Linked DNA regions of Homo sapiens: region 2 is linked to region 1. The links are chromatin loops, found by intact Hi-C in ENCODE. Cell type or tissue: heart left ventricle. All regions are shown on one strand. Links, peaks and the distances in the headings refer to the core of each region. The heading gives the core; the rest is flanking DNA. Region 1 overlaps PIGU (phosphatidylinositol glycan anchor biosynthesis class U). Region 2 overlaps TP53INP2 (tumor protein p53 inducible nuclear protein 2).

The links. A loop is a pair of places that touch in the nucleus more often than their neighbours do. Peaks named below come from ENCODE experiments on the same cell type or tissue, not always from the same donor. Only the 100,000 strongest peaks of a DNase experiment are listed, where the experiment ranks them.
Region 2: a loop joins it to region 1, with 2.1 times the contacts of the local background. A loop is called at or near these places in 48 of 110 quality-filtered maps.

What each region holds. Positions count from the first base shown.
Region 1 is chr20:34,575,977-34,581,345 of GRCh38, reverse strand. All of the region lies in intron 10 of PIGU (phosphatidylinositol glycan anchor biosynthesis class U), which reads left to right. Among named protein-coding and RNA genes, the nearest start is that of MAP1LC3A, 20 kb to the right of the region's middle. In heart left ventricle, for the core only: a CTCF peak has its summit at 2,065; DNase peaks (open chromatin) are centred at 2,062 and 2,649; H3K27ac peaks cover 2,110 bases.
Region 2 is chr20:34,705,962-34,711,330 of GRCh38, reverse strand. It overlaps TP53INP2 (tumor protein p53 inducible nuclear protein 2), which reads right to left. Exons shown (of 5, transcript NM_021202.3): 3 at 2,468-2,640; 4 at 1,807-2,095; 5 at 1-1,273. The coding sequence starts at 2,591. The coding sequence ends at 1,024. Among named protein-coding and RNA genes, the nearest start is that of TP53INP2, 4.3 kb to the right of the region's middle. RefSeq lists silencers at 1,133-1,302, 1,553-1,812, 1,853-2,412, 2,512-2,806. In heart left ventricle, for the core only: CTCF peaks have their summits at 1,188, 1,388 and 2,610 (motif pointing right); DNase peaks (open chromatin) are centred at 1,180, 1,710 and 2,560; H3K4me3 peaks cover 2,304 bases; H3K27ac peaks cover 3,993 bases.

The sequences.
Region 1 (5,369 bases), core at 167-5,166:
TACTGTGTACCTGGCCACTGTGGCTCTCACAGTGTTACATGCATTAATTAGCTCATTTGATCTTCACACCAGCCTTTGAGGTAAGTATCCACGTTTTGCAGATGAGAAAACTGAGGTACAGAAAGGTAGAGCCACTCATTCAAAGTCACGTGACTTCTAATTAGAAGAGCCGGGATTGGAATCCAGATCTGTGAACCCCTACCCAGTGCTGTCCAGCAGGGCTTTATGATGATGAAAAAGTCCTCTGTCTGCACAGTTCAATAGGGTAACTAGCCACTTGTGTGCCTGAGAACCTGAATTTTTAATTTAAATTTCAGAAGCCACATGTAGCTAGGCTACCATACTAGACAGCAGAACTCTATGCCCTGGGCTTTGAACCATTCCCCAGCGCTGCACCCAAAGGTTACTAGAAGGCAGAGGGGCAAAGTTAGACTTCCCTGCCCACTGTGACAACCCCTCTAAGCTCTAACCATCCCCTCTTCAGAGGTGGCTTAGTGGTGACCTATCTGTGCTGCCTAGGCCCCCAGTGCTCTTAGCCCTCTATGGTGGGTTCTTTTCATTGTTTGGGGGCTCCGTCAGGGTAGATATCACAACTCATTCACCTTTGTGTCCCCAGCACTCAGGACTGAAGCTGACACATAGAAGACCTTGCAAACATTTGTGGAGCGGGTTTTTAAACCTCCCCAATAAAGAGGCAGTGTCAGTGGCCCAGCACCACCTGATTCTCTAAACGAGGCATGGAAGGGAGCTGTTGAACTTTCCTTGCCTGCTGTGGGTGTCCAGCAAGGTGTCAAGAATGAACTAGGGAGTGCAGGCTTCAGAGGAAGTGAATCTTTGTTGTTGTTTTGGGTGTCAACCAGGAAGTGAAACTGACTAGCTGTGGGAAGCAGCCTACCTATAGGAGTGTGCCTCTGAGTGAAGGTAAACAGTGGTGTGGGCAGCTGAGCCAGGGCTACGCCTGCAGGTGATGGCCTAGTGGGGCTGTGACCCATCTGGCCTGACTGGGAGGAGGAAGCAGTGTCTTCTGTGGTGACATCCTCTCTGCACAGACAAGAGTCACCCAGTCCAGCAGGTTGAGAGTCAGCTTGGGGCCCCTCGGCAGAGTGGCCAGTGACAAACCATGAGACCACCAAAACATGGACATGCCTCAGTTTGTGATAGTGGATTTCAAGAATGTAGAATGGATTTTTGTGGTTGCCCATCCCACACTGGGCACTCTTTCTCTCTCAGTGACTGTCTTTCATCCCATTTGCTGAGCAGTCTGGAGAGTCACTTGACTCCGATTCCTGGCATTGCCATTACGAGCCCCATGTGTTCTTAGGCACATCATTTAACCTTTCTGAGCATCTGATTTTTCCATTAATCAAATAAAGAAAATAACTCATGAGTGTGTTAAGTTTGAGAAAGAATATCTGTAAATAGCACTGCAGTTAGTATCGTGAGTAATAATTATGCAGGGGAGTCTCTCACATAGTTCCGTGATCAGAGCTTCGGGCTTGGTAGCCAGAGTCATCAGAATAAACATATTTTTCAAGACGAATAAACTATTTTATGCCCTCTGGGGTGAGGAGGCACAAAGAAGAAGGATGGGGTTTCCAGAAACCTGAATGATCTAATAGTTGCTTTTGCTGGCTGGCAGGGCACATAGTCTGCAGGTTCAGGTTGTCTGAAGATCCTGCAGAGAACAGTAGCTGTCCACCTTTGCTTCACTGCTCCTGCAGCAGGGAGTACACGTGCTTGGAGAACCTGCTTGGGGCTTGACAACTGTGAATCATTATTAGCTGGGAGCAGCATCAGCCCTGGTCCTTAGGACCTATGAGTGGGATGTATGTGTTGAGACGTGTTTAAGCCTACGTTGAATATATTTAATGTGGCTAGGAATTCCATTTAAACATTAGCTGTCAGCGCTAACATGCATGCTCCCACATTCACCTTTCTGTTTTCCTGTGCAGTGGAGAGGAGAAAAGGAACGTGGCCCCTCCCTGAGTGTAGGTCCCAGACGCTGGACTCTCTGGAGCTTGGATGAGTCATACAGACGCACAATTGTGGTGTTAGGGAACAGCCTGCTGGCAGAACCCATGCCAGCCTGCATGGTACAGCAGAAGGAGCCAGTTACCAAAGGGCTGGATTTGTGTGTGTGTTTGTTTTGTTTTTATTACTATTGTATAGCGATAAAAGAATGTTGATAGATATACATATAAAGAATCATGATAAAATATATTCCCACGTGTTTTGGCACCTCGTTTAAGAAAGGGAATATCACCATGGCCTTTGAAGTCCCCAAATCCCCCCTGTTCCCCTTCTGATTGGACTGGATTTTTCAGGTGAGATTTTCTTTCCGAATGCCTGAGGCTCTGAAGGGAAAGTGGCTTGCCTGAAGTTCCAGTTCATCAATCATGGTGCCAGAGATTGGATAAGCCACCCAGTGAATGTGGTGGGGAACCTGATTCCATCTGGCCTCGCAAGTCTGATGAAGGGTGAAGCCTTTCACCTTGTTAGGCCCTGGTCACCTCTGACGCTTTCTGATGCCTGGAACAAGCTGTCCCGTACCCCAGGTCTCCAGCTCCATCTGCTCTGGCATATATAGCTTTAATCTTCTGGCCTGTCAGCCAGCAAGAGTGAATAGCAGCTCCCCATTCCTGCAGAGGTCACCACAGGCCAGAAGCCAACTGCATGCTGGTGATGGTTCTCTAGCCGCATGGGAATGTATCTTTGCAGCCCTTCGAGATAGCACCCAGAGGCTGCCAGTGAGCTTCTCTCGTCTCTTTGCACTTGGTTTCCTTCCTGTCACCCTGTCTGAAATCTGTGTCCCTGGCTGGAGGCACAGAACAAGAACCACCTGGTCTGGCAGGCTGCAAACATTTTATTTTGGGAATAGTCTGTATTCTTTTCAGCAAAATAATTTCCAGGGGATCAGAAAGAACCACTGAGAAATGTACATAGTGATGTTGGGTTAGAGGAGTGGGAAGCATTTGTTCTCCTTCTTGAGGTAGTAACATGGTTTAATAATAATAGTAATTCTCAGTGAAAACGTCCCTTTGCAAGACTCCTTGTTCCTGGGAGGTCTCAGGAGGCTTGAGTCAGGGTTTTGGCCTCTCATCTTTGAAAACCCAGAATTGAGAAACTTCAGATTAGAAAAGAGGATCTTGCAAGCCCTCCAGGCCAGTGTCCAAATTGTGGGATTTCTTAGACCACTAATGTTTCAATAAACTCGGGTGACAGATTGCCAGCTTTTTATTTTGCTGAAGACATTAAAACAATCAACTACCAGCCATTCTTCCCCATGTTATAAAATGAAGGACTTTTTAATGACAACAACAAAATGATACCTATCATTTCTCAATAAAGAATGAACTGTAACTTGAAAACATTCAGCTTTACAAAGAACTGTGAACTACCGTGTCCTGATTATTCTCCTTTTGACACAGTTGGGTGGCATCTCTGTTGCAGACTGTAAGGGGCTGCAGCTGTAATCCAGTGGTTCGCAGCCTCGACTGCATATTGGAATTACCTGGGAAGCTTTTAAAACCTCATATGGATGCCTGAACCCCACCCTAGAGACTTTGACTAGTCTGAGGGCTCTCCGTGTGATTTCATTTTGTTTTGTTTGTTTGTTTGTTTGTTTGTTTTGAGACAGAGTCTTGCTCTGTTGCTCAGGCTGGAGTGCAGTGGTGCAATCTCGGCTCACTGCAACCTCTGCCTCTCCACTTCCAGCAATTCTCGTGCCTCAGCCTCCTGAGTAGCTGGGATTATAGGCACCCGCCACCATGCCTGGCTAATTTTTGTATTTTTAGTAGAGACGGGTTTTTGCCACGTTGGCCAGGCTGGTTTCGAACTCTTGACCTCAGGTGATCTACCTGCCTCAGCCTCCCAAAGTGCTGGGATTACAGGCGTGAGCCACCATACCCGGCCGTGATTTTGTTTTGTAGCGGGAGTTGAGAATCATCTGTATCATCTAGGCCCCTTGCAATGCATGAGCCCCCAGTATAGCATCTCTACTAAGTTGTACAACTAATATAAATGGCCTAAATGTTTGGGAGTTTCTCCACCCTTTAAGTCTCTCAAAACTGTCACTTGGGAGAAGGGATTTCCTGAAGGTCAGTATCAGAGAAGAGAAGGGAACTTCCATTCATTAAGTGTCTGCTGGGAACCAGGCACAGTGCTAAGTTCTTTTTAAAAAGGTATTCTTTTAATTATTTTAAATGATATTTATTAGTTTTTAAAAATATGATAAAGATAAAGAAAAGTAACAGACAATCCTCCTGTGTGATAACCCCTAGAGAGTTAAAACGGGGGAAAAAGTACAGTGTGGTAGGCAGGGTAGTAGCCCTCCCCTCACAAAGATGTCCACGTTGTAATCCCCAGAACCTGTGAAGACATCGCCTTACATGGCAAAGGGACTTTAAGACCTTGGGAGGGGAGATTATCCTGGACAATCCAGGTGGCCCCAGTGTAATCACAAGTGTCCCTCAAAGTGGAAGAGGTGGAGGTGGGGGGAATATGGGAAATCTTCTGCCCAATTTTGCTGTGAAACTAAAACTTCCCTAAAAAATAAAGTCCACTGGGCTTCTTTGTGCATGCCTGTAGTTCCAGCTACTCAGGAGGCTGAGACAGGAGGATCCCTGGAGCCCAGGAATTCGAGGCTTCAGTGAGATATGATCCAGCCACTCCACTCCAGCTTGGGCAATGTAGTGAGATTCCATCTCAAAATAAATAGTCTATTTTAAAAAAAAGATGGAAGAGGGAGGCAGAAGAGAAGGTCTGAGTGATGCAATGTGAGAAGGCCTCAATCCACCATTGCTGGATTTGCAGCTGGAAGGGGGTCATGAACCAAGGAATGCAGGGGGCCTCTGGGTGCTGGAAAAGGCAAGCAAGGGGTTCTCCTCTAGAGATTTTAGCCTGTGAGACCCATTTTGGAACTTCTGACCTCCAGAACTGTTTAATAATAAAGAATATTATTTAAATCACTAAGTTTGTGGGAATTTGCTATAGTAGCAATGGAAAACTAATGTAGCCAGTGATATATCTGTGTCATTTTTTCACATGTCATCTTGTTTACCAAATGAAGTGTGCATTTTAGCCCCATTTTATTTTTATTTTTAAACATTTTTTATTTTTAAATTTTAAAATTTTTTTAGAGATGGGCTCTCACTATGTTGCCCAGGCTGGTCTTGAACTCCTGGGCTCAAGCAATCTTCCTACCTCAGCCTCCCAAAGTGCTGGGATTACAGGCATGATCCACCATGCCCACCCTAATTTTTAATTTTTATAAGTACATACTAGGTGTGTAGCCTCAGTTTACAGATGAGGAAGCTGAGGTCTAGAGAAACTTGCTAATAAATGCAGAGCAGGATTTTAACCAAGGTCTG
Region 2 (5,369 bases), core at 123-5,122, 130 kb before region 1:
CCTAGAAGCCCTGTGGCCTGCATGTCTCCTAAGCTAGTTCTAGCACCTTGGGCTTGTGAACAGACGGCCAGGATGGTAGGGCCTTGCCCAGCTTCTACTCGGGTGACGTGTTGGGGGTAGAGTGGCAAGGTACTAACTAAGCCCTTCAGATTTCAGGGCCTGCAGAAGGGTGGATTATAGAAAAGGGAAGTGGGGGCAGACTCCAGGCTTCAGCCTGGGAGCAGGGTTTGGCCTCTCTGAGCAAGCACAGTGCACACTCCCTTGGTGCCCTGCTCCCTGCAGCTTCTCAACGTGTCTGTCCTGTCCGCATCTCCAATAGGCTGCCTCGTTCCCTAGATTCCCTCCATCTTCTCCCTCTAACTCACGTCTCACAGTCCTCTTCTACATACTGTACCTTTCCAGGCCTAAGCAGCTCCACAGAGTACCGCCCCCAAGGCAGAAGGAAGGGGAGACTAAAAGCAAAACCCTGAGCCCTTACTGGAGGGCAATGACAGCAGCCCAGGCTGCACAGGCTCTACCTGGTCAGAGCTGGGCTCAGGGTCCCCACCATTTGGTAGGGAATTACTGGGAATGAAGAATAAGGGAACAGGAGTGAGTGTAATGCCAACCATGGGATAGTGTGAGACATGTAAGGTGGGAGTTGAAGGTGGGGAATGAGCCAGATCAGGGACTGGAAGAAGCTTTCAGAAATAGGGGCAGGCCAGAGGTAGAGGACTGGAGGGCAAGGGTGAAAGGGAGAGACAGGGATGGGGACCAGAGAAGAAAGGATGGAGGGGCCAGGAGTAGGGGGCATGGATGATTAGATGCTGGGTATGGGGACCAGGAGTGAGGGTGAAGGGTGAATGGGTTCAGAGGCAGATTAGAGGATCAGAGATGGGGAAATTGAGGGTGTCGGGGAAGGAACGGCTATCACCCAACCTCACACGCTTTAAGAAGGGAGGTTTCGGTGTCCAGCCCGAGGAGTCGGAGGAGCCCGACAGGGATCGGGATCGGCAAGGGGTTCGTGGCGCGGCCGGTGGACGCTCAGTAGTTGAACTGGCGCTGGCACGGCTGGTAGATGAAGCTGCTCTGGTTCTTGGACCGGCGCGGACGGCTCTCGCGGGCTCGGTTCTGCCGCTGCACCGCCTTGGCGCTCAGCGCGTGGCGCTCTGCCCGCTGCCGGGCCCGCTGCAGCCGCCGCACCTGGCCCGCCTTCTCCAGCAGCGCCGCCCGCGCTGGGAGAGGAGCGGCGTGGCGCGCGGCCCGCGGCTCGCGGCGGGCGGGCGTCAATTCCCTGTGAGGACAGAGCCAGGCTCGGTCAAGCCGGGTAAGCTGGGCGGGGGGTCTAGAGGGCGCTGCCATCTCCCACCCTTGCTTCGGCTCAGTTCTGTGTCTGTTCAGATTGGGGTGCCCGACGCCCTTCTTGTGGGTACCAACCCGGAGGTGCCTCCTCGGTTCTAGCCCTTAACAGGTAAACTGGACCTCGGGGGAGACTGGACCCCCACCCCCTATTCCACCCTTGCCTTTCTGTTTAAGTCCCACTCCCTAGGCGCTCCAGCCACGCTCCTCAAGCCTCCAACCCCGGCCCCAGCCTCTTGGCCACGCCCCTCCCTCTCAAGCCCCGCCCCTCCGTCCTCAGGCCCGCTTCTAGCCTCGCCCGGAGGCCCACCGGCCCCCCACTTTGTCTCAAAGGCAACCCTCCCAAGGCCGCTACCCCCTCGAGCGCGGGGCGGGCTCCTGGCCCCACTACCCCAGCCTCCTAGCCTGGACCCTGGCCTCCAAGATCCGTCTCCCTGGGCCTCCAGGCTCCGCCCCCGGCCCGCTCACCCTTCGCTGAGGTCGCCGTCAGGCAGGGCCGCGTCCGGGAGCGGGGAAGGGGACCCGGGCTCTAGCACTATGGTGCTGCCGGTGACGTAAACGGACATGCTGGGGTGCTCGATGAGGAGGTCCTCCAGGGGACTGCTCTGGAGGCGGGCGGGACCGAGTCCAGGCCCCTCTGCCGTAAAACAGGCGGGAGGGGTAACAAACCAGCTCTCGTCCATCAAGGAGGGCGCGGGCGGAGGGCGGCCCGCGGGGGCAGGGGCGGCCCCGGGGCTGGGTGGAGCCGCGTAGCTGTCTACGGGGCGCGGGATGGGAGCCGTGCAGAGGAGGGGAGCAGCGAGGAGGCACACACACACACACACACACACACCGGACAAGGGGGCGGGGAGAGAAAGGGCATCGTTAGTCAGACCCGCAGCCCGTCCGCAGCGCCCCGGGGCACCCACGGGCCAGGCGTCTCGCCCTGCTGCCCTAGGGGACCTGACGTGCGGGCCTCTCCTGGGCCGCCAGGAGAGAGCCCCGGCTTTCATGGGAAGGGGCCCCGTGACCCCACCTCCAGTAGGCTTGGGGGACTCCCCCGTCCCCCAGCAGCGCCCTTCCCCTCCGCTGCTAGGCCATCTGCCCTTAGAATGACTTCACAGGCCCAGGAGACAGACCCAGGCCTCACCCGGCAGGTCAATGATGAGCCAGCCGTCCACTTCATCCTCCTCCGACACGAAGGCGCGGGGGCAGTCGGGGTCTTCGGGGGGCGAGGGGGTGCTGAAGAAGAGGCTGGAGAGGCGCTGGAACATGGTGGGGGGCGAAGCGCCTCACGGGGGCGCCCTATGGCAGTGCAAAAACCTGGGAATCAGAAGGACGTGAGAGCCACCACTGATTGAGGTTCACCCCACTCCTGGCCTGGGGAAGAGGCCAGAAGATATCACCCCCAGAGCAGGGAGAAGGGTACACACAACGGGGATGTGTGCGGACGCTTTGGGAAGATGTGCTTTCTGCATTCAAATCCAGGGTTTTTTTTTTATCTTCTGTATGATTTTAGAAAGTTATTTAACTTATCTGTGCCTTAGTTTTCTCATCTGTCAAAAGACAATGATAATAGTACCTTCCTCCGGGCTCTTATAAGAATTAAATAAGCTAATAATAGTATCCTCCTCCAGGCTCTAATAAGAATTAAATGAGCTATACCAAAGTTATTGAATGAGAAAAAAAGATGGAGGAGGAAGAATTAAATGAGCTAAACACTTATAAAGTGCTTAGAACTGTCTGGGCATATGGTAAGCACTCAACAAACTAATAAATTAGTTATTATTACAGGGTGCTTTAGGAACATAGAGTGACACATGACACAGCTCTGCCAGGGAAGGTCTCCAGAGAATTGGACATCCAAGCTGCACTCTGAGGAGTAAATAGGAGTTCTCCAGGCAGGGAGGAAATTGCCCATATTGTCTGCTTGTTATCATTATAATATAGCTAGGCCGGGCACAGTGGCTCACGCCTGTAATCCCAGCACTTTGGGAGGCAGAAGTGGGTGAATCACTTGAGGCCAGGAGTTCAAGACCAGCCTGGCCAACGTGGTGAACCCCATCTCTACTAATAATACAAAAATTAGCTGGGCGTGGTGGCAGGTGCCTGTAATCCCAGGCTGAGGCAGGAGAATCACTGGAACCTGCGAGGTGCCACTGCACTCCAGCCTGGGTGACAGAGCGAAACTTGGTCTCAAAATAATAATAATGATATAGCTAACATTTATGTTCCAGGCACTATGCTAAGCAGCTTTACCTATATTACCTCATGTAATCCTCACAACAACTACAGGAAGTGGATAATTACTGTCCTTACTTTACAGTTAAGAAATTGAGGCTCAGAGAAGTTAACTGTCCCAAAGTCTCAGAGCTAGTAGGAGACAAAGGTGGGATTGAATCCACACAATCAGATTCCAGAGGCAGCACCCAGAATCACTATATTCTATTGCCTTTTCTGGGTGTCTGTCTGAATTTGATATTTTCAATTTGGTGGCCAGGGGTCATGGTCCATGTGTATTTTTCTGGGAAAAAGGACCTTGGTTTTCATCATGATTTCCTAAACAGCAATCTTTGACCCCAGAGATTAAGAACCACTCCTGGAGCCTGTGTGGTTTGAAAAGCACTGGCCAGCAGAAATCCCATAGAACTGCTACCATCTTACCATGTGATTTGGCACACCTCGGTTGTGTCTGTCATATGAAGTGTAAAGATGGCATGCCGGCAGGCCCTCCCCCCTCTGACCCCCTTTTCCCAGGCTCCTGTTCAAGGGCAGCATCCAGGGGTAGGAGGAAGATCAGGTTGCTTGGGCTCAGTGAGACAGCAGGTCAGTGGGAGGTGATGATGAAGGGAGGGAGCTGTCAGTTCCCAGGAGCCCTTAAGGATGAGCACTGAGGGTTGGACCCAGACCGAGGTAAGCCCTTAACCAATCCTTCCCTGGGTGAAGATGAAGAGGGAGGCCCCCTACTGCAGAAATGGAAACACCAAGGTGGTAGCTCTAGATCTACCCCCTCCCCATGCCAGCCTACCTCAGGACTAGAGCTTGGCTGGGGGCTGCTGGCCATACTCCCCCAGTACCTGAAGCCTGACTGACTCTCCACACCTGTTCCCTAAAGATGCTCAACGGTTTTGCTGCTGAGACACTTGTCACCATTCTCTAAGGGTGTTTCCACACTTCCTGTAGAACTTCCTGGGGGCATGTCCAGACTTCCCTGAAGGCATTTCTCCTCTTTCTGCTAATCCACCTGCAGTATTGCCATGCTTATTGCTACCTCCCCCATTCCCTAGAAATGTTTTCACACTTGCTGCAGAATCACCTCACTTCCATACCCTGAGAATATTTCCACATCTGCAGACTCACAGTAGGCTTAAGATGCTGGCTTCTCTGGTGGGATGGGGGTGGGAGATCTACAGGGATTAAGAAGGTGGGGCCACCCCCAACTAGTGTCCACCCAGCACAATTCATGTATCCCAACCCATATGTAGCCACAGGGAGCTAGTGACTCCATTACCAAAAGCCCAGAAAGTTTGGCCCCTCTTGAAGGAAGGGAATATCGAGGCCTTGATGAGGCACATCCTCCTTCCAAGAACCTACTAATTCATGGAATATGAAAGAGAAGTTAAGAGCTGTTTCAGGGACCATCATATTCACCCAGCCCATTTTAAAATCTGATGATCAGAAAGAAGACATAAATCTATCCAAAAATACATGGCTAGATAGTGGCAGGGCAGACCTAGTCCCACGTTACTGTGCATCCAGTCCAGAGTGTACACAGTCAGGAAAGACTCAGCAAACAATCCCCAAGAATACAATGATGCAGGGGTACAGGGAGGTGAAAAAGACCTTGACCTAGCCACACCACCCCTCGCCTAGCTACAAAAGGGTCTGGGGTTACTGGCACCAAGATTTAGCATGCATTTACTGAAGACCCACTGTGTACCAGAGCCTGCACTGTGCCTCCCCAAATTTCAGATAGGTTTAGGGGAGGGAGGCTCAGGGGAAAAGCTCCCTGCCTGAGGTCACACAGCAAGTCAGTGACAGCCAGGAGTGAA